Linked DNA regions of Homo sapiens: all the other regions are linked to region 1. Evidence: read pairs that join two places in POLR2A ChIA-PET (ENCODE). Cell type or tissue: MCF 10A. All regions are shown on one strand. Each heading gives the region's core, and the rest is flanking DNA. Links, peaks and the distances in the headings are about the cores only. Region 1 overlaps PPFIBP1 (PPFIB scaffold protein 1). Region 2 overlaps PPFIBP1 (PPFIB scaffold protein 1). Region 3 overlaps PPFIBP1 (PPFIB scaffold protein 1). Region 4 overlaps PPFIBP1 (PPFIB scaffold protein 1).

The links. ChIA-PET counts read pairs that join two places held together with the same protein. Peaks named below come from ENCODE experiments on the same cell type or tissue, not always from the same donor. Only the 100,000 strongest peaks of a DNase experiment are listed, where the experiment ranks them.
Region 2: POLR2A ChIA-PET joins it to region 1 with 14 read pairs; 4 of 35 experiments call an interaction of 5 or more read pairs at or near these places.
Region 3: POLR2A ChIA-PET joins it to region 1 with 15 read pairs; 5 of 35 experiments call an interaction of 5 or more read pairs at or near these places.
Region 4: POLR2A ChIA-PET joins it to region 1 with 27 read pairs; 4 of 35 experiments call an interaction of 5 or more read pairs at or near these places.

Annotation. Positions count from the first base shown.
Region 1 is chr12:27,623,456-27,631,363 of GRCh38, reverse strand. All of the region lies in intron 2 of PPFIBP1 (PPFIB scaffold protein 1), which reads right to left. Among named protein-coding and RNA genes, the nearest start is that of REP15, 69 kb to the left of the region's middle. In MCF 10A, for the core only: no CTCF peak of the experiment used is centred there; DNase peaks (open chromatin) are centred at 3,703 and 4,043.
Region 2 is chr12:27,538,428-27,546,335 of GRCh38, reverse strand. The region is part of intron 1 of PPFIBP1 (PPFIB scaffold protein 1); the gene reads right to left. Among named protein-coding and RNA genes, the nearest start is that of PPFIBP1, 18 kb to the right of the region's middle. In MCF 10A, for the core only: no CTCF peak of the experiment used is centred there; a DNase peak (open chromatin) is centred at 3,505.
Region 3 is chr12:27,553,727-27,561,634 of GRCh38, reverse strand. All of the region lies in intron 1 of PPFIBP1 (PPFIB scaffold protein 1), which reads right to left. Among named protein-coding and RNA genes, the nearest start is that of PPFIBP1, 33 kb to the right of the region's middle. In MCF 10A, for the core only: no CTCF peak of the experiment used is centred there; no DNase peak of the experiment used is centred there.
Region 4 is chr12:27,546,966-27,553,313 of GRCh38, reverse strand. All of the region lies in intron 1 of PPFIBP1 (PPFIB scaffold protein 1), which reads right to left. Among named protein-coding and RNA genes, the nearest start is that of PPFIBP1, 26 kb to the right of the region's middle. RefSeq lists an enhancer at 3,306-4,505. In MCF 10A, for the core only: no CTCF peak of the experiment used is centred there; DNase peaks (open chromatin) are centred at 3,383 and 3,883.

The DNA of each region.
Region 1 (7,908 bases), core at 1,661-6,660:
CAGGGACTGGCATTAGAATCAAAGGCCAAAGACTTCTCTAATAAGTTAAAAGTAGTCAAATCAAAATCGTCCAGTTCAGTGGTATTCCAAGTGTAGAATTCCTAGAAATCAATGAAAAAATAGGAGGCATGAGGATATGAACAATCATTTGGCAGAAATGTTTTCAACCAATAAAAATATGAAAAGCTGCTTAGTATCAGTAATAAATGAGGAGTATAAAGGAATGTGATAATGTTTTATAACCAATTAGTGAAAAAAATTGACATAGCCAAGTGTTGTGGAGAATATGAATTCATAGAACCTTTACTTTTTGTTTGTTTTTTGAGACAAGGTCTCACTATGTTGCCAGTTGACTGGTCTTGAATTCCTGGGCTCCTACAACCCTGCAGACTCAGCCACGATTTTATTAAATCCAAAGGCAGTAATGAAGGAACAATGGACACATAGGAGAAAGAAAAATCAATAGCCAAAGTGGTAGACTTAAACTGAAGCATATAAATAATCGTATTAAGTGTTGTGTAAGTTGGAGTAAGCCATGGGTATGCAAAGGCATACAAAGTGGTATATAACAGCAGAGACTCAGAAGCAGGAAGAGTGAGAGGGAGGTGAGGATGAAAATAGGTACAATGTACACTATTCAGGTGACAGAAGCACTAAAATCCCAGACTTCCGCTATACAATTCATCATGTAACTGAAAACCACTTGTACCCCTAAAGCTACTGAAATATAACAATTTTTTAAAATAACATTTTTAAAATTACATTAAGTACAAATGCAGTAAACGCTGATAAGAGCCAGAGATCATCAGATTAGTTTTTTAAGTCCTAATTATGTGCTGTTAATAGAGACTTTAAATATAAAGAAATATAATAGTAAAAGGATGAAAAATGAGATAACATACATATGTAAGCACAGGAAAGCAGGAGCGGGTTTATTTAAAAACTACACATCAGGAAGTATGACTAGAAAGAAAGATATTTTACAATGATAAGTGTTAATTCATCAGGAAGTCATAACAAGCACAAATGTTTTTGCAACTAATAACAAAGCTTCCAAATACATGAAGCAAAAACTGATGGTGTTAAGGGAGAATTAGACAAATTTAATCCACTTATATTTAACATAATATAGATATGGTTGACCTGGTTGGATTTAAATCTACTGATAAGGTTGGATTTAAGTCTATTGTCCTGCTATTTCTTTTCTGTTTGTCCCATCTATCATTTGTTCTTTTACAACCTTCTTTAGAATTGACAGGTAAGGTAGGAAAAAAAACTCAGTAACACACAAGATTTGAAAATATTATCAACCATCTTGATCAAATTCAATTTATAGAACAAAACACACAAATGCAGAATATACATTCAAGTCTACAAGTTATATTCACCAGGATAAGGCATATATGCAAGGCCACAGAATCAGTTTCGATAAATTTCAAATGGGTTTTAAAGAACTACACAGAAGAGTAAGAAACACACAACCTGAAGTGGTGAAGTACTAAGAATAGACCATCCATATTTATTAAAATTCTGCCTTGCCCATGGTTTGAGCTATTTTAGAGGCAGCCTAATTTATCAGGCATCTGTGTTGACAAAGCTATGTTAATTTTCAGGGCTAGGTCAACGTATTTTTAAAAATGAAAAGGCTAAATAAAAAAGCTTTAGAAAATCCCCTGGTCTCTAAAAAGACTTTCTTAAGTCCTCATAAATATTTCTGAGAGGAAGATTCCCTGGGCTTCCTCACATAATTAATATAATGAAATATTATTCTAATACAATGGAATATTATTCTACAGTAGAGAGATGGAACAAATAATACATGCAACATTATGTTGGGCAAAAGAAGCCAGACAGAAAGGACCATGTACTGTATGATACTTTTATATGAAATTCAAGAACAGGTAACCTACGATAGAAGGTAGAGCAATAATTACTTACAGAAAATGGTGAGTGACTGAAAGGAGACACCAGTGGAATTTCTGGTCAGTATCTTGATTGAGATATAGGTTACACAAGTTTATACATTTGCCAAAACTCATCAAACTATGCAATGGTCTTTAAAGCTTGTCAGGCATAAAGAATCCCAATGTCAATCCCATTTAAGTTCTTTATTTTAACTGGGAAGGAACCACTCATTGTTGGCTAAATGTTGAAAGCATAAAATTCATTTAGAACTAATTTAATTGGGAATGCCTTTGAAACAGATGAATTAATAATACCGTTTAGCTTCTAACTGAGGCAGATGTAATTGGTGCCCTCTGTAATTCCATGCATGCCAGCCCAACTTTTAACTGTCCAAGATTTCAGGGAGCCCTCTGCCATTGGATGTGGTGGTCTGAAAATGCTAGAGAATTAATGTCCCTTTAATATTTAAAGTTATCAGCTTTAAATACTCCAGCACACTTTCCCCCTAGAAAGAGCAAATTCTGATTCATGTAATCTACATTGGTTCCCAGAATTATCCAGACAATTAAGATCTACTCAGAGTGGTAACTTGTTTGATAATGCATGATTTATCAGTTCTCTTCTTTATTTCTCTAAGTCTTTCCTAGGATCACTTTCCAAATAAAACTTTGGTATTTGAAAAATTAGGAAAGAGAAGTTGGTTGTTAGAAATTAGAAATAAAAATTCCACTTTAAAAAAGAACTAAATAATGAATGAAGTTGGACATGCATGGACCTCTGCATCTAAGACTATGATGATAATATGTCATGAATCAAGGATCATGAATAATCCAATTATATGAACCTATGGTCCAAAATAAAAGGCTCAGAATATCCAGCTCCATTTCTTCCCATTCTTTGCTTACCCAGAAATCTGCTAGTTATAGTTGAGTTCTTTGGGTGGACAAAACCCCTTAGAAAATTACAACTTCACCATCCAAGGCCAAGCACAGTGACTCACACCTGTAATCCCACTACTTTGGGAGGCCAAGGCAGGAGGGTCGCTAGAGCCCAGGAGTTTGAGACAAGCCTGGGCCACATAGTGAGACCCTGTCTCTACAAAAAATTGTACAAAATATGCTGGGTGTGGTGGCATGTGCCTGTAGTTCCAGCTGCTCAGGAGGCTGAGGTGGATCACTTGAGCCCAGGAGCCCAAGGCTGCAGTGAGCTGTGATTGTGCCACTGCACTCTAGCCTGGGTGATAAAGAACCTGTCTCAAAAGTAAAGAAAAAAAATCCTAAAGAACAAAAAAATTCACCATCCAATAATTCTCACAAAATAGCAAATTTATTTCTGGATTCTAAGTGGCTAATATATGCTTCTTTGAATGACTTGCTAAAGAAAAAGGTACCAGGAAATACATTAATCACTACCACAACAAAGGAGTGAAGCTGGGGTTCAAAGTCATAGTTCAAACTGGAGAAGCCTCTTATTTGTTGGGTGATGTAAACAGAGAAATGAGCTCCGTTTGCAGGAGTTCTTGGGCTACTGGTTTCCTATTCCAATGGCTTAATAAAAATAAATGTAGGAAAGTTTTAGATAAGCAAGCTCTTGGGGATAAGATTCAAATATTATAGTAAGAGACTAAACCGGGGCGGGGGGTGGGTAACCAACAGAAATATGTTCAGGGTATATTTCAAGTTTGGTCAGGACCCATTTAGAGCAGATTTGAATGGGGTAAAATATCAAGGAAAGTTCCGGGCATGGATGTGGTGGCTAAAGCATTGGCAGGACACCATAATTTTTTGCACGGTTGCTGACTAACTGATGTTTTAGGTCAGGCTCACTGCCCAGTCTTCCTGTGAAGAAAAGAAAGGCCATAAGAAAATTAGCAAGTTTCTTTTAAATTTTTGTGAGAATAACATTTGTCCTAGCTTTCTCAGCTTTCTTTAGGTAAAATGCTTGGGCTTGAAAGAGAACCCTGAACTTCTTACCCAAGATAGATACAATTCACTGAGACTAAGACACTTGAAAGAAGGAATCTTCAGAGAAAGGGAGAATGTTCACATACATTCGACTATGCTGGTAGAACGCCACAGTATTCTGTGGTCATTATGAAAATAGAATATGTTTTCACACAAATTACTCATACCTTTCTCAACAGTTTAGTTTTTTTATTTTTTTTCTGCCAAGAAGCTGTCTCAGAAGGTTAATCAATTACGCAATGATTGCCAATGTGTGCAGCAATACAATCTCAGCAAAGAGAAACTATCTTAAAAACAGAGACATCATATTTGCTAGCACAACAGGGTGACAACTGTCAACAATAATTTACTGTACATTTATAAATAACTAAAAGAATTGGAATGTCTGTAACACAAAGAAATGACAGATGCTTGAGGTGATAGATACCCCATTTACCCTGATGTGATTATTATGTGATGTATGCCTGTATCAAAATATCTCATGTACCCCATAAAGGCACATACCTACTATGTACTCATAAAAATTAATTTAAAACAAAACCCAAACCAGATCTAAAGGGAGAAACAGGTACTAGTTCAGTGGTTTGGAACAGCAGCATCACCTGTGAGCTAGTAAGAAATGCAAATCCTGCCAGACATGGTGGCTCACGCCTGTAATCCCAGCACTTTGGGAAGCTGAGGTGGGCAGACCACTTGAGGTCAGGAGTCGGAGACCAGCCTGGCCAACATGGTGAAATCCCACCTCTACTAAAAATAAAAAATTAGCTGGGTGTGGTGGTGTGAGCCTGTAGTCCCAGCTACTGGAGATGCTGAGGCAGGAGAATTGCTTGAACCCAGGAGGCAGAGGTTGCAGTGAGCCAAGATCGCACCACTGCACTCCAGCCTGGGCGATAGAGTGAGACTCCATCTCAAAAAAAAAAAGAAATGCAAATCCCTAGACCCCACCCTAGGTCTACTGAATCAGAAACACCAGAGGCAGGCCCAGCAATCGGTGTTTTTCCAAGCCCTCCCACTGGCTCTGAGGCGCACTCAATCACTAGACTCACACACACTGAGGCCTGTCTTTCCTCCTTGGGACAACAAGCCCTGCCCAGATGAGGTGGGAATTGGCTGACAAGGTAAATAAGGGCAGAATTCCTCTCCCCACGCCTCAGCTTCTTACTTTACATCCAAAAATAACAGCTCCGAAGAAGCCATTCAGGTTTTAATTCAAAAAACCTCTCCCTTTAAACCTCAACCACTATAGGTACTTATGCGTGCAACATTTTAGAGATTCTTAAATACAACCCTCCTTGTTTTCTGTTTCTCTGCTCTGTATCTGTCATCACATGTTTTTTTCCTCCCCAATCTATTAGCCCTTCTCACCACCAATCTGCTCTAACATCCCTAGAAAATTAATTCAGAATCACTTGGAAAGGGCAAAACAAGGGCAGGGGAGGTGGCGAAACCAGAAAAGGTAGGGGATGTTGGCAGCAGGGGCGATATCTAATGTTACAATACTTTTTTTAAAAAATGGGGTCTGGCTATATTGCCCAGGCTAGCCTCAAACTCCTGGGCTTAAGTGATCCTCCCACCTTAGCCCCTCCTGAGGAGGCTTCAAACTGTAAAATAAGGCCAGGCGCAGTGGCTCACCCTGTAATCCCAGCACTTTGGGAGGCCAAGGCGGGCAGATCACTTGAGGTCAGGAGTTCGAGACCAGCCTGGCCAACATGGGGAAACTCTATCTCTACTAAAAATACAAAAATTAGCTGGGCATAGTGGTATGTGCCTGTAGTCCCAGCTACTCGGGAGGCTAAGGCAGGAGAATCACTTGAACCTGGGAGGCTGAGATTGCAGTGGGCTGAGATTGGAGTGCCACTGCACTCCAACCTGGGCGACAGAGCAAGACTCTGTCTCCAAAAAAAAAAAAAAAAACTGTAAAAAACTGTAAAATAAGTATAGAATGGATGATATAACTGGAAATTTGAACAGTGTGTATTTGATATTAAGGACTTACTGTCATTCTAAGGTTATTAATAATGCTATTATACTTATCTTTTTTGAGTCCTTATTTTTTAGAGACAAGTTACAAAATACTCATGGATAAAATGATACAACATTTGGAATTTGCTTTAAAATAAAATAGAATAAAATAAGGGTAAAGATATTAATAAAACAAGATTAGCCATAAGTTGATAATTGTTGAAAATGGGTGGTGGTATGTAGGGGTACACTATACTATTCTATCCATCTATACAAATATTTTTTGAAACAGTCTCATTTTATCGCCCAGGCTGGAGTGCAGTGGCGCAAACATGGCTCACTGCAGCCTCAACCTCTCTGGGCTCAAGCAATCCCCCCATCTCAGCCTCCCTAGTAGCTGGGACTACCACACCTGGCTTATTTTTGTAGAGACAGGGTTTCGCCATGTTGCCCAGGCTGGTCTTGAACTCCTGGGCTCAAGCAATTTGCTCACCTCAGCCTCCAAAAGTACTGGGAGTAGAGGTGTGAGCCACTGCACCCAGTTGGGTATCCTATCTATATTTTTATATATTTGAAGCTTTCCATAATAAAACGTTTCAGTTTTTTCATCCATGTATTTAAACCACAAAATTTTCAACACCTTCAACCATGACATATTGTCTTAGATATTTTATTTCTCTATCATAACCTCAAGCATACTAAGGGCTCACCAAATATTTATAAACCAAATAATAAAACACTTGTTACTTTAACCACCCTCACAAATACAAACACACACATGCACACGCTATTCAGGAAATGGAACAGCCACTCACAGAGGATTGTAAGGCAGAGTACAAAAGAGGGCGTATTAATGACAATACATTAGTAAAAGTTACTTCTCTTGTTCACTAAAATGAAACGCCACAAAATACAAAGAGGCAAAGCTAGTAAGTAATCAAGTAAATGAAGCAGCAAGGGAAAATAGGATGAGGTAAAAGGAAATGAGCCTTCTGGCTCTCTGCTATTAATGCTTAGGAATAACCAGAAGAGAGTTGATGAAAAGTTTCATACAATAAGCCAAGATCTTTTACTTCTCGAATAAAGGATGCTGCTGCTATTGAAAAACTGATGTGTATTAAATGTCAGTAGATTTGAAGATCTTGTGATAAGTTGTGACAAGTTGAAAGAAAGCTGCAATTCTCCATATCTACTCTTACTAGCTATTGTTATGACTACACGGAGGAGTTAGGAATTTGTTCAAGGTCACTGAATAAGTGAGATTTGAGTCTAAAAGCCATATTGTTCCCACATATGCCTCTCACTCATTTGGTAGTTTCTAATCCAAACCATAAACTATGTACAGGACTGCCGGCCTCCCACCATACTGCAAAGACATGCCCTCCTTAGAAGACACTTCTGCCCTCTCACCTCTGTGCCATGACATGCACTGATCCCCCTACTGCTTGGACCCTCTTCTTTGTCCTGGGACACATGTTTTTCAAGGTGGGTCATGCATTCTTTCCTCCAAGGCCAGCCTGACCGCCACCTCCATGACAGCCCTGATTTTACAGTGATTGTCTCCTGGATGAAGCTGTGTGCTCCTTGAAAACAGACTGTATTTCTGCTATCTGCTCCGCATCTTCTAGTGTGGTGGACACCAAATGCTTGCTGTGTGCAGCTATGACTCAGTGGCTCCGCAAACACACACACACTCTGATGTCTTAAGTATCCTGGCTCCCATATGCCCTGTTTTGGCTGATAATATCACCTTCCTCTTAGCTGCATAAGCCAGAAAACTACATCTTGACCTTTACTTGTTTTTTTGTTTGTTTTGTTTTTTTTGAGACAAGGTCTTGGCTCTGTCACACAGGATGGAGTGCAGTGGCATGATCGCGGCTCACTGCAGCCTTGACCTTCTGGGCTCAAGTGATCCTCCCACCTCAGCCTCCCCACTAGCTGGGACCACAGGTGGGTGCGACCATACTCAGCTGATTTTTAAAATTTTTATTTTTAGTAGAGGCCAGGTCTCGCTATATAGCTCAGGCTGGTCTCACACTCCTGAGCTCAAGCAATCCTTTCCCCCTTGGCTTCCCAA
Region 2 (7,908 bases), core at 541-5,540, 84 kb after region 1:
AAAGCCCTCCCAGTGAGGGCTGGGCTGGTATCGTTCTAACAATTTTATAACTGCTTAAGTGACTTGCCCAATATCACACAGCTAATCAATGTAGGGATCAGAGTGCCAGATTCTTAGTTGAGGCTTCTTTCCCACAACAATCTGCCAATTCGCAACTTATCTACATGTTTCTCCAGGCATGTGTACCAAGCCCCCAAAACTTGGCTCCCTCCTCCCTTTGTGACTCCCACCTTCATACCACAGATTAATATTTCACAGGAACAAGAACTATCAATGGCACAAGGTCCTGGACAGGGCCGCAGATCACCGTCAAAGGTTGCTCTCTCTTCTTTCTCAATGACTCTACAATCCAGACCCTCCATTAATGGAGACTATAGCTTCTGAAGTACAGCTGACAAGAGGCTGAGGGGATCAAGTTATACGACTACCGTGTCCAACATCTCTGACTAATCTGGTTCACCTCAGTCGCATACACTGAGAGGCGGCCGGTTGGGGGAGAAGAGAAAGCTTTAAACAGCACACCAATTTCTTAGACACACTAACCGTTCCTAGGAAAGCCTTCTGTCCCTAGTCCACGGGTTTTGCCTACTGTTATTTGAGGCACTTGGAGGATTTTACTCTTGCCAAGTTGGCATTTGTTTCTGCAGTGCAAAAATGTCTGGACTGAAGAGATCACATGGAGATTTCTATGCTTCAGGAACACAGGCAAGCATCTCTCTGCCTCAGGTAGATGCATTATAGCTCGTGGGAGTGCTAATGAGCACTAATTACTCTATTTACTCCCTGAGCCAACCAGCCAGCAACAAGAAATCCCTGGTGAAACTTGCTGGGTTCTCATATGTACTATCCTGGCTCTGTTTCAAAGGGCTGGTGACAAAGTGATTTGAAGGGATCAGCATGAGGCTACCCAACTGGATTGTTATCTCAGGATCACTAGGCTTATTTTTTTTCTTATTATACTTAAGTTCTGGGATACACGTGCAGAACGTGCAGGATTGTTACATAGGCATACATGTGCCATGGTGATTTGCTGCACCCATCAACCCGTCATCTACATTAGGTATTTCTCCTAATGCTATCCCTCCCTTTGCCCCCCACCCCTCCAACAGGCCCCAATGTGTGATGTTCCCCTCCCTGTGCCCATATGTTCTCATTGTTCAACTTCCACTTATGAGTGAGAACATGTGGTGTTTGGTTTTCTGTTCCTGTGTTAGTTTGCTGAGAATGATGGTTTCCAGCTTCATCCATGTCCCTGAAAGGACATGAACTCATTCTTTTTTATGGCTGCATAGTATTCCATGTTGTGTATGTGCCACATTTTCTTTATCTAGTCTATCATTGATGGGCATTTGGGTTGGTTCCAAGTCTTTGCTATTGTGAATAGTGCTGCAATAAACACACGTGTGCATGTATCTTTATAGTAAAATTACTTATAATCCTTTGGGTATATACCCAGTAATGGGATTGCTGGGTCAAATGGTATTTCTAGTTCTAGATCCTTGAGGAATCGCCACACTGTCTTCCACAATGGTTGAACTAATTTACACTCCCACCAACAGCGTTCCTATTTCTCTACATCCTCTCCAGCATCTGTTGTTTCCAGACTATTTAATGATTGCCATTCTAACGGGCGTGAGATGGTATCTCATTGTGGTTTTCATTTGCATTTCTCTAATGATCAGTGATGATGAGCTTTTTTTCATATGTTTGTTGACCACATAAATGTCTTCTTTTGATTAGTGTCTGTTCACATCCTTTGCGCACTTTTTGATGGGGTTGTTTGTTTTTTTCTTGTAAATTTGTTGAAGTTCTTTGTAGATTCTAGATATTAGTCCTTTGTCAGATGGATAGATTGCAAAACTTTTCTCCCATTCTGTAGGCTGCCTGTTCACTCCGACGACAGTTTATTTTGCTGTACGGAAGATCTTTAGTTTAATTAGATCCCATTTGTCAATTTTGGCTTTTGTTGCCATTGCTTTTGGTGTTTTAGTCATGAAGTCTTTGCCCATCACTAGGCATATTTTTTAGTCCTTTGTATCCTGTCAGTTAATAGTCAAGTCAGTACCAAGTTTGTTTGTCCATTCTCTCCTAACCATTATCACCACAAACACCTCTGCCTCCAAATGTCCACTTTGGCTGCAAATTTAAAAATCAGGGGGGACATGATGGCTCATGCCTATAATTTCAGCACTTTGGGAGGCTGAGACAGAAGGATCACTTGAGCCCAGGAGTTTGAGACCAGCCTGGATAATACAGCCAGACCTTATGTCTAATTAAAAAATCAAAAAATTAGTTGGGCATGGTGGTGTGCATCTGTAATCCCAGCTACTTGAGAGGCTTAGGTGGGAGGATAGCTTGAGCCTGGAGGTTGAGGCTGCAGTGAGCTATGATCACGACACTGCACTCCAGCCTGGACAACAGAGTGAGACCTTGTCTTAAAAAAAAAAAAAAAAAAGCAGGGGCGGGGTGGGGGGCTGGGAAAAAAAGACAAGCAACAGGCTTGAAATTTTAGGAAAAGAATTTCCTACTGACTATTACAATTGGGTGAGGCATTTCACAACGTCCTGCACTCAGCTTGCAAACGTTATAAGATTTAGCCAACGGTATGCTCAATTTGATCCTTGAACTCTAAACATGACAGGAAACTTAGAAATCATGTAAATTTCACATAATCACTGACCTTAACTGTATCTATGTTTTAGGTGAAGCATATACATGGCGTGAATTATATTAAAACTCTAATTTATAAACTTGTATAAATCATATAAAAAAGACTTTCTCCTCATTGTCTCTCCCTTCCTACCAAAAGGTGGAAAAAATGAAAAAACCATAGGGCAACGGATCTAAAGTTCCCAGAACAGATGTAAGAATGTTAACCCTTAACCCAATAAAGCCCCACTTACATTAGCATAACTTCATATTCTAATACTAAGTTGATTTCTTATTGAAAATGCAACCATGGTAGCAGGGATAAAAAAATAAGAAGGTCCAGGACACATTTAAAGAGGATTCCCAAAGGGTATTTTTAACTCCATAGAAAAAAGACTGCATTGGATTATAATTCTAAATTAAAGTATTTATAGTAGTTACTTGGCTCAATTTATTAAAATGAAAAAGCCTAAATAAACACACATTATACATTCAATGGCAAGACAACCTCATGTTGAAATTCTTCAGGCAAAAATGATTTAATTTCAGGGAGTTTTTTTTATGTGGTTGAACAAGGTCTGGCGTAAAGACCCATCAAATCTAACCTAACTTTTAGATGGGATGAAAAATAAAAATTTACTTAGCAACTTGCCTCCCCTGGGTTATGTAACAGATTTGTCTTTTCTCATGAGTTTCTACAATCTTCTTTTTTAATGTTGCTCTGGTACCTGAATGTTTATGAAGCCTAGGCAAGTAACAACTCCATGAATGATGCCAAAAATCTCAACTATGTGTAAGAGAAGGGTTATTGCCCTTCAAGAGAGCCGTCTGTGCTTTTTACATGAACACGTAGACAAAACATGTTTTGCCTACGAGCACAATCCTAAGCTGAGGAGTCATCACGCAATTCTCTAAGCATAAGGATTTGAGAGATGCAGATGACTTATCCACAACAGAAAAGAAAGTCTACTCAACAGAAAAATAAATAGATCAGATAAAGAAGTGTTTCTAGCATCTAAATATAGTGATATTCACTAGAATTTCCCGTCTGTGCAGATCTACCAGCAATTCTAAAACTTTTAAACAAACAAAAAAAGAACAGCAGCATTTTCAGCTTTGAGATTCAGAAACAATCATTACTGAGCTTCTACAATGAATGAGCACAGTGGTGCTGCACTAGGCATCTTGCATATACTAGGTGGGCGCAAAATTAATTGCTGTTTTGGCATTGCAAGTAATGGCAAAAACCGCAATTACTTTTGCACCAATCTCAACTTAATCTTTTTAATACAGTTGTCCCTCAGTATCCATGGGGAATTGGTTTCCAGGATACCCACACACATACCCAAATCCGCAGATGCTAAAGTTCCTTACATATTCACATATAACCTACACACATCTTCCCATTCTCTCATATACTTTAAATCATCTCTGGATTACTTAAGACCTAATACAACGTAAATGCTATGTAAATAGTTGTTGCATTGTATTTTTTATTTGTATTTTTATTGTTGTATGGTTATTTTGTTTTTTCAAATATTTTCCATCTGCTATTGGTTGAATCCCCAGATGTGGAACCCTCAGATCCAGAGGGTCTACCATATTCCTACAAGGTACACATTGTTATTTCCATTTCACAGATGAGAAAACCAGGGTTCAGGATGGGTAAGTAACAAAGTCACAGTGCCAAGATAGGGCTATGTAGGGATTCCAGTCAAGATATGTCTGACTCCAAAACCTAAAACAGTTGGTGCCACCCTCTGCCTAATAGTACCACCAAGAAACTACGACCAGAAAACACAATGATGGAATTCTTTCTGAAGTAGAGCAGGTCAGCCCTGGAGTCGGAAGCTCTGGATTTTAATGATGCATCTATTGAGTGGTGGTTTCCTCCAAATTAATGGAGATGGAAACAGTATTTAAGCTCATAAGGTTGAGGTGAGAAGCATCTATAAAAGCCCTAGTGAAAGGGTTTTGCAAAACAGCTAAGTGCCAGGTAAGTGCTAGTTGTTACCTTCGTCTTCAAGCTACAGTTAGTGCAGCTGGTGAGCTGCAATAGGGCTGTGGGCTCCTATGAGTCCTCCCACAGGACTCAACCTGGGTGAGGCTGAGCAACAGCCTGCAGCCTCAAAGAGCAAAACTTAAGGGGTGAGAACTGGATGGGATGTGGCCTGAGTCTCTGCTCCGCCTGCCTTCTCACAGACTCAACACATGCCTAACACACCCCTTGCCAGGTGTAGTCACAGCTCGCTCAGCAAGCCGCTGGTTTCAGTCACTCAGATGTTTCAGGAATCTATGGAAGCCCCGCTGCCTTCAGTAAGCTCACTTCTATCAAGGGAAAAGAAATGAAAAAGCCAAACAAACAACCCTCGGCCCAAAAACAGCCTCCCCTTTTCTCACCAACTTTCTCTATTTTTTTTTTTCTCTCTCTCTCACACACACACACACGTGCAAGTTTTCCCATGATACATAGTGGGTGCCCATAAGCACTTCAGGCCCATTTATCCTCATCAGGAAACCCTGTGATACCCTACTTTGGGATATAATTTTAAACACTGATTATTCAGAATAGAGACTTCCAGAGCAGTAAGGGTTCATTTTAGTATAGACAGAGGAAAGTTGGAGAACCGCAAGTGCAAAAGACAATCAATAGATTAGCCTGCATAAATATTTTAAACCTCCATATCACTAACAAAAATAAAAGACAAACCGAATTTAAAAATTAGAAACAGCAGGTGAAAATATTTGCAGCAACTATGATAGAGGATTCATAAGTGAAATACACGAACTAGAGTTTATGACAAATGAGAAAAATACTAATTCCCAATAAATGGGCAGAGAACATGAACAGTTTGTTAAGAAACAGCCAATAGTCATATGAACATGATTTAGCTCAATAATATCAAATACATTAAAAAGAAAAACAAAATTTATTTTCTCCTAGAAAATTATCAAATGCTACTAATATGAGAACATCACTGTGCTAACAGGAGCAAAAATTAGTAGAAGCTTTGGGGCAGCTGACAACAATACTAATCAAAATATCCACACATATCCAATCCTTTTGTTCCACATGTGATCATCTATTGTATAGACAGGAATGATCTGAAATACAGAAAATACTGAATGCACAAATGCTCGTCAAAATTGAAAATAGGCTGGGTGCAATAGCCCATGCCTGTAATCCCAACACTTTGTGAGGCTGAAGATCACTTTTTTTTTTTTTTGTAGAGACAGGGTCACTGGCAAGAATCACTGATGCTGATGAAATTAAGACTTTTGGTGTTTGCCTTTCAAAGGATGATTTTGCAGTCTTTGGGATGGCTTTCTCGGGGTACCAGCTAACTACGCCAAACTCTTTGCATTCATTATCTTGTTTCATCTTTACAACCCTTCAAGGCAGCGTTTCTCAACCTCAGTACTACTGATATTTTGAGACAGAGTCTCTACAAAAAAAAAAAAATTAGCCAGACATGGTGGCACATGCCTATAATCCTACTACATGGGAGGCTGAGGCAGGAGGATCACTTGGGCCTAGCATTTTGAGGCTGCAGTAAGCTATAATCACATCACTCCAGCCTGGGTGACAGAGGAAGACCCTGTCTCTAAAAAAAAAAAAAAATTGAAAATAGGCTATATTTTATATTTTTACAATGGGATTAAATAATGAAACACCCACAGATGGAATGTTTTACAGTCCTTAGAAATATTTACAGACATTTTAGTAGTGTAAGGAAATGAAAATAAAACAATGTGAAGTTTTAAAAATAGTGGGACACAAAATTACATACGCAGAATATTTCATCTATGGAAAAAATATAGGAATAGAAAAAGAAGAAAACACACCAACACACCAAAGCTAATTATACCTTCATGTGAAAGTATTACTGATGCCTTTTTTTTAACTGTGTCTTCTCTATTTTTTCTATGTTACTCAAATTTTCTATAAGATACATATATTACCTTTATAATTACAAAAAAAGTGTAACAATTTCAAATATAAATCCACAATAAACAATAGATGGAAATCCAGCAGCTAGCTCTCCACCCTTCTACTCCCACAGATAGGCAGGTAAGGCAGTAAACAGTGGGGAAAGCTGCTTTGTTTAAAATCCAAGGCTAGAAAAACATAGGGCTTCTTGATGTGAAAACCAAAACGTTTCATGTCTCACGTATCAAAACAGGTTTTGGGAATTTGATAGTCAAAACATTTTCCATCAGAAGATTTAAACCCGCACACCAAAATTATCTCCACAGAACAAACTAGTAAAGCAAGCAGGAAGTTTACCAGGAATATCCTAAAAACTAATAATGGCTTTTACAGCTCTGATAAACCCACGCCAGCTCATGGTAGTACACAGTGTAACATAAACAATCTCCAGTGAGTCTGTCACCACTCCTAAACAGGACAGCATGAAATCCTTAGCATAAGGCTTCTCACTGGCAAGAATCACTGATGCTGATGAAATTAAGCCTTTTGGTGTTTGCCTTTCAAAGTATGATTTTGCAGTCTTTGGGATGGCTTTCTTGGAGTAACAGCTAACTACACCAAACTCTTTGCAGTCATTATCTTGTTTCATCTTCACAACTCTTTAAAGCAGCATTTCTCAACCTCAGCACTACTGATACTTAGAGGCAGGATAATTCTTCATTGGTGGGGGGCTGTCCTGTGCATTGTAGGATGGTTAGCCACATCCCTGGAACGTACCCACCAAATGCCAGCAGCACCCCCACCCCCAGGTTGTGACACAAAAAATGTCTCTTGACATTGCCAAATGACTGCTACAGGTCAAAATCACTGCAATTGAAAACTACTGCTACAAAAGTATACAGTATTACTGCCCCTATTTGACAAATGAGGTCCATCTAACTCCAGAGCCCAAGATCCACCATTCCATACTACTTTCGTGCCCAGGTAGGAGGCCAAGCTTAGAGTATAACTAATACTGCATTTTCTAGCTGGGGCATCTTTGCATCTCCATGGAGCCTGGTATAGGCCTAATGCATATTGGTTGAATGAACCAATCATCTCATCACATATTTACTGAGTTCCTACCAGGTAGCAAGCATTGTCAACAAAGGCAGTCATGGTCTTCAACTAGTCCATAATCTATTTGAAGAAATAAGACAAATCCAGAAAAGAGCCATTTTGAGAGTCAGTGTTGGAAAAAATTCTCAGTTTCCTCATCTGTAAAATGGAGGTAATGCTAGTGCTACGTCATAATTAACTGAGATACTGCAAGTAAAGTTCCTATCACA
Region 3 (7,908 bases), core at 2,270-7,269, 70 kb after region 1:
AGCTGGAGAGGAGAGACCATGCATAACTTCTGTGCCATTTTAAAGACTGATTTCCTTTTGAGGGAAAAGAGACGCCATCAGAGGGTTCTGAGGGCAAGGAAAATGACACATTTTATCCAACGATACAAAATAGAAGATCAAAACACCTACAGAGAGACCCACTCAGAACTCCATAGTTGTTATAAAGATTATTTTAAGCTAAAGATATTTGAGATTCAACCGACACAAAAAGCAGCTTTCTTGGAGCTTCCTTTACTGGACTAGAAGCAGAAATTTAAAGAAAATGAGGCTGCCATAATTTTCCTCTTAAGGTGGCTTTTACCCCCAGAAAGGAGGCCAAGAGTAAACCTACCATAAATCCCCTCTCCAGGGATTTTTGTGACCATGAAGAAGACAGAAAGACCAAAAGACCACTCACAATTGCAAGAACAAACTTGCTTATCTCTAGAAACCCCTTCCCCTTCCATAAAGAAACCCAGTGGTCCCTCCCAGAGGCCTTTTCTCTCTCCTCACTATTCCCTCCCTATACCCCACTATGTTAGGTATACATGTCTCTGGCTTTAACCAGTTGGCAAGCTTCTTACACACAGACTTTTTACTGTTATTCTGTCTTTTGTTGTTTTAATTCTTAGGCCCTCAGGATCTTAAGAGGTTAGAGGAAAAATATTCCTCCACAATACACAAAATCTAGCAAAAATCATCTCTTCAGGTGAGGTGATTATTTCTGAACTTTTGTTTTCCAGTTTTATGTGTTATTAAAAGAAAAAGTTTAGTACATAGGATATTAAGTTAGTTTTCAACAACAGAGAAATAAAGCTAACAGCAGCTCCTGTGGGGTAGAATGGTCAGGATCACAAGGATAAACCTCTGGACCAGGAGGGCTGGATTTAGATCCTGACTTTGTGCCCTTTCAAATTACCCAAGCCCTCTCAACCTCTATCTACTCATCTTAAAACAGAAGTAATAATAATACTCAACTCGTATGGCTGTGTTGATGTAAGTAACTCACTCACACAGTACTGAGCTCACAGGAAGAACCAAAATGTGGTCCTCTATTAGTTTTACCTCTAAGCACAGATGCAGCCAGTCCTGCTTTGAGGAACAGCCAAAATATGCCAATAATTTACAACATGTACTGGATGCAAATCATGTGTTCACCTGAGCTTTTCCTCTTCAGTCTGTCCTCAACAAGTCTCTCTCAAAGACAATACTAGTCCCATCTAATTTAATTTCCAAAATCCAAACTGATAGAATCCTTGAGGTTTTGCTACAAAGAACCCCAAATCCAAACCACCGAAAGAAACAGACTCATTTTGCATTTAATTCATTCCTGAGGTTTTGTGAACTCATCTTTCCTCAGGCAAATCCATGATCCTTTATTCCTCCCAAATTTTTAGTCAGGATCTAAGCCAGCCAATAATTTGAATTTAAAGTGCAGGATTACTGACTGCTATCTGGGAACACAGGGGAAAACCTTGGCATTTCAAAGACGAAAAAGCAGTAATATATTTTACACAAAGACAAAACTTCTGGGTGTACATTTTAAAAACATTTGAGTAAAGTTGTCCATGTGTAATACTTACCTGTCAACACAAATTCTCTCCACAGAAGAACATTACGTAGATTGTATTTTATCATTAAAGAAAGCCTCAGTCCCTGGCATGGTACATTCTAATTCAAATCACAATTACAGTGTTTTGTTTCTGAGGGGAGAAAGAAACAGCTTCAGCATCTCCTAGCCTATATGTCCTCTCTAGAAAATGTCAACTTACCCCAATTACATTTATTTTTCATGTAGAGAAATAGCAGGGTTTATTCCACATTGGTGCTATGTATGTACATAAAAATTTCACCATTTAATTTTTGTGTCTGGAAGGAGAGGAGCTTATAATTATGCCAAGAGGTATAACTATAATTAGGTTTTCAAATACCACAGGTATCCTTATGATCCAATTGTAAAATCACAGAGAGTTTTGGTACTGTGTTATTGGGTTGGCGTTTTTTCCCCTTGAACCATTACATTCCTGAAACCTTAGGAAACAAGAGAAAATCTTCTAGTTAAAAAGTTGTTTTGTAAATAAAGAATTAAGCGAATACAGCTGATATCAGTATTTAGCACTGATGAGAATATCATACATACTCATTGATGTTGAAAAATCACTATTATGGGTCGGGCACGGTGGCTCACGCCTGTAATCCCAGCACTTTGGGAGGCCGAGGTGGATGGATCACGAGGTCAGGAGTTCGAGACCAGCCTGACCAACATGGTGAAACCCCGTCTCTACTAAAAATACAAAAATTAGCCAGGCTTGGTGGTGGGCGCCTGTAGTCCCAGCTACTCAGCAGGCTGAGGCAGGAGAACGGCATGAACCTGGGAGGCGGGGCTTGCAGTGAGCTGAGACTGCACTACACTCCAGCCTGGGCAACAGAGCGAGACTCCGTCTAAAAAAAAAAAATCACTATTAAGGGCCTGGTGTTGTGGCTAATGCCTATAAACCCAGCACTTTGGAAGGCTAAGGCAGGAGGATCGCTTGAGGCCAGGAGTTTGAGACCAGCCTGGGGGCAATAGAGTGAGGCCCCATTTCTACAAAAATAAAAAATAAAAAACTTAGTCAGGTGTGGTGGCACATGTCTGTAGTCCCACCTATTAGAGTTGGGAGGCTGAGACAGGATGATCACCTGAGCCCAAAACTTCAAGTGAGTGTGGTCACGCCACTGCACTCCAGCCTGGGTAATAAAGCAAGACCCTTCCTCTATAAAAATAAATAAAAAGAAAAAAAATCACTGTTATAGCTATGATTTATATCCAGAAAAATAGGTTAATGGCAAGTTTAGGTTAGGTAAGTTTAACCTAATTAAGCTTTGCATGCTAGTAAAGCTTTGCGATAACACAACTTCCGAATTGGGGCCCTACAGTGCATTTAAACACCATTCTTTATGCTTCCACTTTGCTGAAGATCAAACATACGCATAATTTATAATTAACTCTAGGCAGCGTGTGTGTATGTTTGTGTGTGTGTGTGTGTGTGTGTGTGTGTTGGTGGAGAGGTGGGGGCAGGAAGGAAGAGTATATATACCTAAACTATTTTCCCCAATGCCCACAAAGAAGTAAGACATTTCTTGATCTATATAGAATATCGTGTGTGTGTGTGTGTGTGTGTGTGTGTATAACATACTGTGTAATTACATATAGTCTTGATTTTCTGTACTGCATCCATTGTGGGAAGGGCAGGAGATAAAATGAAAATAAGCACTTTCAAATCTTCATTATATGATCTAATTACTGGAAGTAGCCCTGTTCATTCAAAATCATAGCTACAGGTCTCAAGCACCAAATAATCTTAAAACAAAACAAAACAAAACAAAACAAAAAAAAAACCCAGAAGGTCTTTAGGGAAAAGAAAAAGGTATAAGAAAGAGAATATGTGAGCATACTAATAAAGCATTTGTAAACAATAAAATGTCTAATAATTGTATTCCAAACTATTTCTCATCCACTTCCACCCAAATATATTCACTGCATTACAAAAGTCCTAAGAACCACGTATGTAGAAAGAACACTTTCTACATATACCCAAAGTCTTGTGGAGTACGATAAGGCTATGTTGAAGAAAAGAACTGACTCTTGGAAATAAAGGAATAGAGCTTCAAATAAAACAGGATCCCTTAAACAACCAAGTGATCTGCTCCCAGGATTATCAGGAAACAAAACTAGAGAATTTATTTAGATCTAAGAGACAGAGAATTTTCCTGAGTGCTTGAAAATAAATATAAGGAAGTTCACATTCCAGTAATTCCAGGTTTGTCCCCAATACATCTGCATCACTCATTTTTCATATAAAACCCCTATAGGGAGGCATTTAGCACTTAAATAGACAAAATGTACTATGCCAACAGTGTTGGAGACTTTTCATGATCTGACTTAAAGGTAAAAATACCATGAGTATAAAAGCTGATGTTCAAAAGACAGAGTTCTTTTATATTGTAAATGTACTCATGCCAACATCTATATTAAATATCATTCTATAGACTTTTAGGGTTCCTGGGAAACACCACAGTTTTAATTTTTCAGATTAAAAGTTCAATATTGTTACCATGATGTAGCCGGGCGTGGTGGCTCATGCCTGTAATCCCAGCAGGCGTGTGCCAAGGCGGGTGGATCACGAGGTCAGGAGATTGAGACCATCCTGGCTAACATGGTGAAACCCCATCTCTACTAAAAATACACAAAATTAGCCAGGCGTGGTGGCGGGCACCTGTAGTCCCAGCTACTCGGGAGGCTGAGACAGGAGAATCGCTTGAACCCAGGAGGTGGAGCTCGCAGAGAGCCGAGATCTCGCTGCTGCACTCCACCCTGGGCAACACAGCAAGACTCCATCTCAAAAAAAAAAAAAAATTGTTACCATGGTATTACTCCTAAAAACTTTAGCTTGATACAAAAAAGGCCAGCAGAAGGAGAGAAAATCTTGTTCTTCACTAATTTCAAAATAAATCAAGCCATGAAGAGATTTCTAAAGCTGACACCCCCTTCTTTTTCCTAAAACACATATGGAAACCAGTCATGAAGGATTTTCAAATAAAAAGACTCAAAGCAATTTCAGATTTTGAAATTAAACAAAATCCAAGCCACTTAGACATATCAGTAAGACCTATTTCAAGATTTTGAGGTTTTTTTTTTTGAGGGGTGGGGTCTTTATTGAGATTTTAGGAAGCTTAATCCCCCTCTCTCCTTCCCTTCAAACATATATGTTTGAGCAAATGTAAAATAATCACTCCCCTTAAAAGTACAGGCCTACATATATTAATTTATTAGCCCCCGACAATTCCAAGGATTAACCTGTTTGAAGCTTAAAGCAGACAGGTGAGATGACTTGTTAGTAATTCTGAGAGACAGTCTTCTAACTTGCTCTCTCCTGCTGAACGCTTGAATATTAGGGGTGTGTTGGCTTAAAAGTAGCTTACAGCAGGAAAACTTCTAAAACAACACAAATCCAGACTGCCAGCAGCAAAGCACAATGGAAATTTCCTGTTCCCTCAGTAACTGACAACTTTCCCAATGCGGACCAAGAAGCAATAAACATGAGACTCCATCATGAATTCCTAATTCCTATAAACCCAACTTCATATCAAATCTCTGCAAAAAATCTGTATAACTAACAACGCAAGCTAAGTCCACAACAGTTAGCCTTTTGTCACATTTTCTGGGTATTACCATGATAGCTCCTGTTTGGTGTGACGCCTGAAACTGGTTTTTCACTCTATGATAACAAACGTTATCACTGGCAAAGAATAGAAACCTTGCTAAAGATTCAAGTCATACAATATTTATTTTCAATATTTATGTGTTTCATTAACATGCAGTAATGAATGTTAATGCTCTTTGTTACTCCCAGGTGGCTATGGAAAATATTATTAGCCATCTATATGGCAGGGATCTTACAGTTAATCATGTGGGAAGTCAGAAAACCACACCGAGCTTTGATTTCTCCAGCAGATTTTGAAACTAGCATATCAACCACAACAAGGTTACTCAAAACTGGCCTGTTGTGATGCCAAGAAAATACTTGACTTCAAAAGCAATAGATGTATTCAGGAAGCAGCTTTATTCAGTAGGCTAATTGTTAATTCCAAAATATTCTGTATTCATTACTCATAATTCAACTTAAACTTCACAGTTTAAGTTCTAAACACTGCATCTAAGTTTAACATGGACAAATAAGTAATTGCTTTTTTTATGCAAAGTCTCTTTCAATCATAAGGCTCTGATTTAAGCTATAATTTTATGTAAAATGGTGCCCAACTTGCTTAAAAGAATAATAAACATATTTGTCAAAGGATCAGAAAAATTAACACAAAATGGGGGCTTTTTCCCCCAAAATAATATTTCTTAAAAGGATTTGAGTCAATGAAAAGATGAGCTTGTTAACAGATAAAAGAATTTAATTCTGATCATCTGTCTCGTACGTGCTATATCATCGCCAAGTGATTGTTTCTCCATAGAGAAAAGGGGAAGAGTTGGGTCAAAACAGCTTTTGCTTTCAATCATGATTTATGATTTCCTCCAAAGAAAAGCACAATTTCTGCCAAGAAGAGGAAAACAAGGCTTAGCTTTCATATCAGGGGGAAAAATAACTGTAGCAACCTTTTTTGCATATAATAATCACTGTTATTTAGCCCGCTCGAGTGAAACACCAAATCAAATAAAGGAATAAGGAATCTATAGTCCTGACAGGATCTGCAGAAAATAAAGAACAAGAAAAGCCACATTTAGAGAAATCTCCAGAGCATTTTCAGCTCTCATGAGAAACAAGCAGTTATTGTGCTTTCTATGATCTATGCCACAGCAAAGAGTGCCTTTCTTCCACCATTCTATCTCTCTGAAGAAAATAATTTTTGAAAAGAACCAGGGGTGCTAGCTATTTTACAAAACCATAGAACCTTATTGTCGAAGGGGACCTGAGCCAACATCTAGGCTGAAAGCCCGAATATTTTCTGAGGCATCTCCATAAATCTTGCCACCTCCTGTCAACAGCTTGGCTCGTTTGCTTACTGGAAGGGCCTGCCTTCCATGAACGAACAAGAATGCACGCCCCACCCCAGCCTCTGTTGCCATTTGAGGTCCGTCCTCAGGGATCAAAAAATACAAGCCTATTCCTTCTTCTGCTTGGCAAGCAGGCAAATGTTTTATAATAGCAGCCCTGTCTCCCTTAACTTCCTAGGACATCACAGCCCCAGTTCTTCAAACCACTCCGAAGGGGACACAATTTCCAGACCTCTGGTGTCAGCACGATCTCCACACCCCAACACTGGGAACATTCCAATTTGGCAACATTCCTCTTAAAGTGTATGGAGTCAAGCACAAGACTCCAGATGTAGGATCTCCGACAACGTGCACAAAGGAACCATTATCTCCAGAAACTGGACACTAACTTGCATTAAATTTGCTAAACACGGTTAGATGAACTTTCCATTCACAGCAATATCACAGATTTGGCTTCTGCTGAACTACAAACCTCCAGGGAGTTTTTACCAAACCAAGTCATGTCAGTTTTCAGTTGATTTTTTTTCAAGTATATTCACAGCGTGACATACAGCTTTGTTATTTAAAGCATTATCAACTTCACTTTACCATTGTCATCGTTTGTACGGATTATTTTCTGGATTCTGACTGTCATCAGCTGTCTCTCCCAGCCTGGTTTCAACCGCAACTCCCAATCACTGATAAAAATACTGAATAAGAACCCTGTAGTGAGCACTTCTAAATTCCAAATCATTTCCTCCTAGTGTATATCTTTTTACCAAAGAAACACAAATTTTCAGAAAGCAATTGTTTTAAATGGAGGGAACAGCTTCACTAGGCTGAGAAATCTGGCGGATGGCAACATTTAAGTTAGGAATAATTGGGATGTTGGGATGAGTGTAACTGCTACAGTTTTCTTGATTACACCAGGCTGTGCATTATCCCCAGGGCTTAACAGGAATCTTAACGGGATTGTGAGCTAATGTCTAGAAGTTGCCAGTTTTAAGCCATTTACCGTAATATACATCTAAGCACTCAGTGTTAACCAGATGGGTGCTGTCAAGCAGCCCTTGGTATCAAATTAAACTTAGATGAAACACTGGCATTCCAAAAGATGCCTTTTTCTGCCCTGCTCAATTCTGTGAGACAGCAGGTTTACCCAAGGCACTTAGCAAGAGTTGCTTATAAACTGCTTCTTTAATCAGTTTTTTAAGTAACACGTATAATTCAGAAAGCATCTATTTACTCAATTGGAAGATAAAGAGGAGGGAAGAAAAGTAGGAATACTTAAGGAACCATTTGATCGTTGGCTGCAGCCAGCTTAACTCCATCTGCCTGTTCTAATAGAGGATCACCCAAAAATGTTCTAAGTATGAAGAATTACAAGA
Region 4 (6,348 bases), core at 411-5,410, 77 kb after region 1:
ATCCCCGGCCCAGCTGGACTGAGTGGTGACAGTGGTGGCATTGTTGAGGGCCTGGGGAGAGATCAGACTTGTAGTTTCACTCTCTTCATGTCATCGTAAGCTTGAGTTCGTCTTTATTTTCAGTCACCCTCTATCCCCAGCCTGGGCAGTATATGGGGTCATCTGGCAATGAGTTAAGTTCAGTTATCAAATGAGTTATGTAGCAAAGATTCTTTTTCTGGCCAAACTTTAGTCAGGCTCATAAATCTTCTCCTAGGCCTCTGCGTGCACTTCCTTGTAAAATCCAAGTTTAGCAAAGAACCCTGCTAAGTCAGTTTAGCAAGAACCTCCCACTCTCGGTATCTGATCAGTCTCCTCATCCTCCACCATCCCCCAGGTGTCCGATCACCCTGGCCTATCTTCAGCAAGAATCCTGTTAGGTTAATTTAGCCAGAATCCCCCTTACCCCAACATTCCTCTTAGTATTTTTCCATCCACTGACTCCCACCCTGCTCCTTGGCTATAAATGCCCACTTGTCCATGCAATATTCAGAATCGAACGCAATCTCTCTCCCCCACTGCAAAGCCCTGTAGCAATGATCCTTTGTTCCATGCTTTAACAAGTATCATTGAATAATGTTTTCTTTAACTTAAGTTCAGAGTTATCAAATGAGTTATGTTCCGAGTTGTCAGATGGTCTTGAACCAGAGAAAAAGAGAAGAGCTTTTTCTCCCTGAGAAACATCGATTTGGAATCACAACTAGAATTCCACCTCTGGTACATAACAGTGAGTACAATTTTTCTCTCCCATCCTCAGCCCTGCCTTCTCCTTAGTCCCACCCTCAAAGTTCCATTGCAGCAGAACCTCTCTCAAACTAACCAAAACAGTTGCCTTTTGATCCAGTGTCAGCGTTCCTGACTGCAGTTCAAGACAACTTGGCTGGCCGGTGGCTCTGGAGTCGACTGTCTGGGATTACTGCAGCCAAAAGGTTTCTTGACCCCTAACCTGATAGCGGTTCAATTCTCTTCATTAACAATAAATTTCTCTATTCCAAAGACATGCAGGAGAAATGCCCGCAATACATTCTCTTTGACATGCAATCAGTGGACAATCAGAATTTAAAATATAACACCCATTTCAATTCATTGACAACAGAACTCGGAGATAAACAAATTCAACATTTACTGTTAGGCAGGCACCCTGATGAATTAGTCAGAACAAACGCTGTGTGAGAATTCATTAGAAATGTTTGAGTCAAACAAATTTTAGAGCTCAAGAAATCTGGGAATATCTAACCCATCCCCCTTGTTTTAAAGATGAGGAAACTAGGGGTCAGATGTTCTTGAAGGGGCAGACACGGACCTGGAACGCAGTCTGCTACTCAGCAATTATGATTTGATGTTCTGAAGGCTCTTTCGGTGTCTTCTAATATGGGTCTCCTTATGAACCACAGTCTGTCAAAATTTATTTTTAATGACAGGATATCTATCCATTTGTAAACATACTGTTTTATTTCAAGATGCCAGCTTGACACACAATCTTCACATCCTTTAGCAATATGTTAACTCAAAATAAAAATCATTAATTCTGTAAAAAGAATTAAGACGAACATGAAAAGCCAAGTGATTGAGTTGTTACAGAGACTTTGGCTGGCCAGTGTGTGAGCTCTCTTGGCACCGGAGACTACACGCCGTAGCCTAAAAGTTGTAGGAAGAATACCCAGCTGTTCATCTCCAGAGACTTACATTACACAATGGAACATCAAATAATTTTTTTTCTATTTTTTTGGATTTCCAAGACCTTTTATGTAGCCATCATTCTGGTTCTCAGCAACTGTCTAATTTACAATGTTCCTTTTAAACCTCCTCTGTTGCTCTTGGGAAGTGGAAAGGATGTAAACTATAAATAAAGCCAGTTCCTACTAGCTAATGCCAGGTTTAGACCTTCGTAGTACTAGTGGAGGTCAGTAACATAGGGCAACCATGATTATTTTTAGCAGCACGGTGGCCTGCGATAGAGAGATGGACACTGCCTTCTCAGTTTAGGTGCCGTCCACTTTGGGAGTGCCTGCAGACCCCCACAAGGCTGGGTTAGGTGCTCCTGGAGCACTGAGCACCTGTCTATCAGATCACACTCTTCTGGAACTCAAACCAGGTCTGTCGTGGTTATAAGTAAACTTGAACTCTTAACTACCATGGTGCAGATTGACTTTTACTACAAGCTATGTGATCTTGGAGAAGATCTCCCAAGGTCACATAACTAATCTTTGTTTCAGTTTTCTCTTTAGAAGATGGGAATAAGAGTACCTATCTCAGTTTTCACGTTTGTTAAAAAAAAAAAAATATATATATATATAAAATTAGTGCCCACCCCCAAACAAAGCACATGAAAGCACTGCCACAGAGTAAGTGAGTGATAAACACCAACCATTATTATTATTATTAATGCCACCCTTTCAAGTCTTACAAATGTTAATTGTCCTCTTATTTGTGTTTGTTTTATGTTCACCAGTTAAGACAGGATTGCAAGCCCTTACATGTGATGAGGGAAAAAACCACAAACTTTGAAATCAGCCAAGTATGGGGTAGAATCGAGGCTCTGTGACTTACCACATTTCGTTAATTTTAAAGGTTAATTTAACATCTCCAATATTGGAATGTGTCTTACAATTCGCGGTGGCACAGAGTCCATGTAGTAAGGTATAATCTCTGTTTGATCTCGGGCAAGTTATTTAATCTCTGTAAAACTGGTAATATTACCTACCTCTCTCTGAGTTGTCATAAAGCACGAATAACATATCCATACAAACCCCTAACACCATTGCATTTTGCACTCCTGTGAGTCCAGTGTCTTGTGTACAGGAGATGGTTAGGAGCTAAATAAAAATTTACATATGACTTAACAAAGCAACCCATTATCCATGTAAATGTTAAAATAGTTCCTGAATCCATTCTAGGTTAACATGTGTGAGTGTGCAGACATCCCAGCTGGAGCAGCTTACAAAAAAAATCAGGGGCTTTAAGTACAGAAACTCCATAGGGACAATGTATGGGCACCCAGAGCCCTTCACGAGGATCTGCAGCTGCTTCAAACACCCCACCCGGAGCCTTGGATTACTGCCCAGCTCCCCCATGGGGCCACTGATAGAGTCCAGCTCCCTGTTGAAGCCGAGCTCGGGTTCAAAGTTTGCCTGAGAGTATAAGAAGGTGCTTTTTACAAATTTAGTTATAACTCTTGGCATATATTAACAACAGTTTTGAGCACTTACTTCATTATGCTCCATTAAACCCTTCACAATAAGCCATTTTTCTGAGGTCCAGCATTTAAGTCACACCCTATCTGCCTGGCTTCAAAGCCTGTGTCCTTAACCACTAGGTCCTGACTCTCCGGGAGGTTACGCAACATCAGCTTACGAAAGAGGCGAAGCTCTCCCACGCTTCAAGGTCTCGCCTTCAAAACAGCCAAATAGCACTCTCCCTGGTGAGGGTGTCAGACCCTCCTACACCAGGTGAATGGGGGCCAAAGAAGGGGAGAGGGCGGGGCAGTTGTGTGTGCATAAGTGAGTGGTTCAGTAGCTTTCCAAGCCCCGCTGGAACTGCCACTTTCCTAGGACCCCAGCTGGTCCTAACCGGCAATGTTTTTTATTTTATCTTTTCCCATTTCTCTGTTCTTGATTTATTTCCCATATCTCCAGGCAACACCCTGCAGATCACTTCTGGTTCTTCCTTTTCTTGATAGACTTCCTTCATTCTTCTTTTTTTTTTTTTTTTAATTCTGGTTCTTCAAAAGTTTCTTTCCCAACAACAATTATTTCTCTCTGCATAGTACACACTTCCTGGCCAACAAATTCTTCTTTATTCATTCTTTGCAGACGTGAGTCACAATGAAAAGTCATAGTTGGAGATTCCTCATCCGGACTGTAGAAAAGGTCATGTCCCTAACTCCAGAATGCCAATGATAAAGGCACACGTACAGGCATGTTAGAAAGATGGAGAAGTCAGAGGAAGATGTGCACAAAGTTAAATCGCTCTGCCCTTTCTACTATCAGATCATCACCAAACACTCGTGGGATCACACTGAGAAGGATCATCCAAGTCAAGAGCTGCAGAAGAAATGGTGCACATATTCAAGAGTCTCACCTTTAGCCTTTCCTCTACAGCAGAATCACTATGCTACATTAATTTCCTTCTCATCTGATGACTTCTTGAGAGCTTTTTAGTTTCTGCATCTCCTATTTCTAGCCAATGCAATAAACCAGCTGGCAGATTATCCCCTTCACATCCAATGACCAAATCATCACATCTCTCCAAGAGGTTCAGAGGTGGGTGTTTTTATACAGAACCTGTCACCATGGCAGCTTGACTCTCTTCAGTTTCTGAATTAGGAACAGTGACCTACTTATATTTCTACTACACCCATAATGGAAACAGGTTAGTAATATCTTCCAGGACTTGACATTACGGAGCTTCCAGGTGGCAATGCAGATAAAGGCAAAGAATACACAGAGTCCAGGGGGCTCACTGGGAAGCGAAGTCCATGGTCTGAACACACACCCCCGATCACCTTTGCTCTATGCCACGACGAAGTCATCAGGCTTCCCCACCTCCAGTCCCCAAAATACACTCAAACTACTCAGATGATGGAGGAGCACAACCCATTGCCTCCTTCACTTACTAGAAGGCAGAAAATGCAGAAGAAAAACCATGTTGCCTTTTACAGATATGACTTAATCTGCAGTTGGGAAAGAGATTAGGTATAACTTTGGCTTTGTCTACTCATCCCACTTATACAACAAACCATGCCAGTTTTAGACATTTGTTCAGTGCAACTGGCTTTCGGAAATGCCAGAAAATTGATTCTTCCCTACCCCCGCCAAAGCATATTGACTTATCCTTTGGCAATTTAACTCCTAAATCATTATCCTCGACTATGACTAAAATATCACATAAGGTGATTCAGGAACCAAAGCTATAACCTCCTATATTTGCCTTCCATCCCCAGGGCCCCCTGGAAGGTTCTAAGTCTGAGTTTGTGTGCCTCACTCACTTGCTTGCCTTTTGTTACGGCGACCCATTCAACTGCATTTATATACACATAGGATGAATATTCTGAACGTGCAGTAATTCATGCTTGGGGAAAATTATTCAATTATGGGTCAGTCATTTCACAAATATAGAGGCTAAGCCCTGTTACACCGTAATCAGGTGTACATATTATCCAAGGATCTCATAAACTTCCAAGAGGCTGGAGATCTGTTTATTTAATAGTTCACAAAGCAGTTATAATCTCTTCCCTCAGTTTTGCTAAGGGATCCAGACTTTCTAACTTTCCATATAAAGGGACTTGCCATATGCCGGGCATTTGGCGCTACCCACTTGTTTCTTTCTCAAAGGGTTAGATTCTTTGGGACAGTATAGTAGACACTATATTGCTCCACCCAGACGTCCTTTTTAGGGCCAATACACCCATCCCCAGCTGCTGATGGTTCACAAGGAAGGTCCTCAGCCAGCTGCAGGACACAGCCTCACCCAAAGTGATACCCCCAGAAGGGGTGGCCAGTTGCCAGGAATTAGCTGATGTAGGCAAACAAAAGTCCAGCCCCTTGCTCAAATGGGGACAGCTCTGAAGAACCATCCAGCGCTCCCCATAGAAGTGGCTGGGGTCTCAGACGCAACCACATTTGCCAGTCAGCTTCTCCTCTGCCCAATCTTGCCTTGTTCCTTCCTTACAGGTGTCTCCTGAGAGCTCACCCCCAAAATCCTTCAGCACCCCACTCCTGGTCTCAGAGTCTGCTTCTAGGGAACCTAATTTAAGACCAGCAGCAGTTTTCTAAGATAACTAATGCAGAGCATTATTTTTCTAATTGTACGAGGAAGTCACAGGCTCCTTCAGAGGCCCTACAAAGGCTGATAACCGTCTTTGAAAAATACTCGTCATACAGCCACTCAGTTTAAAAACTACACATTTTTGATATTCAGCTCAGATCACTTTCTGAACACCAACCCAGTCAACAGGGACAGGAGTTAATGCACAGGAATACAGCAAGTTCACAAGTAAAGGCGGCGAGACCTAGCAAAGGTAGTGATTTGCTTGTCCCAACATCATGTGGCATTGAAAACTGCCACCAGAGCAAAGGAGGCCACATCTGGGGTTCCCAACCTTAACCATCAGAGTATGGCTGCCCACAAAAGACATATTTACTTTATAACCTCAAATCCTAGCAAATCTTCATTCTAAAGCTACCCGGCAAGAACAGTTCCACCTAAGTATGAAACTGAGTCCTGAACACTTTATTCATAACATTCCAAACTGGTTATTTGTTTTTGTTTTTTGAGGCAGGGTCTCACTCTGTCTCCCAGGCTGGAGTA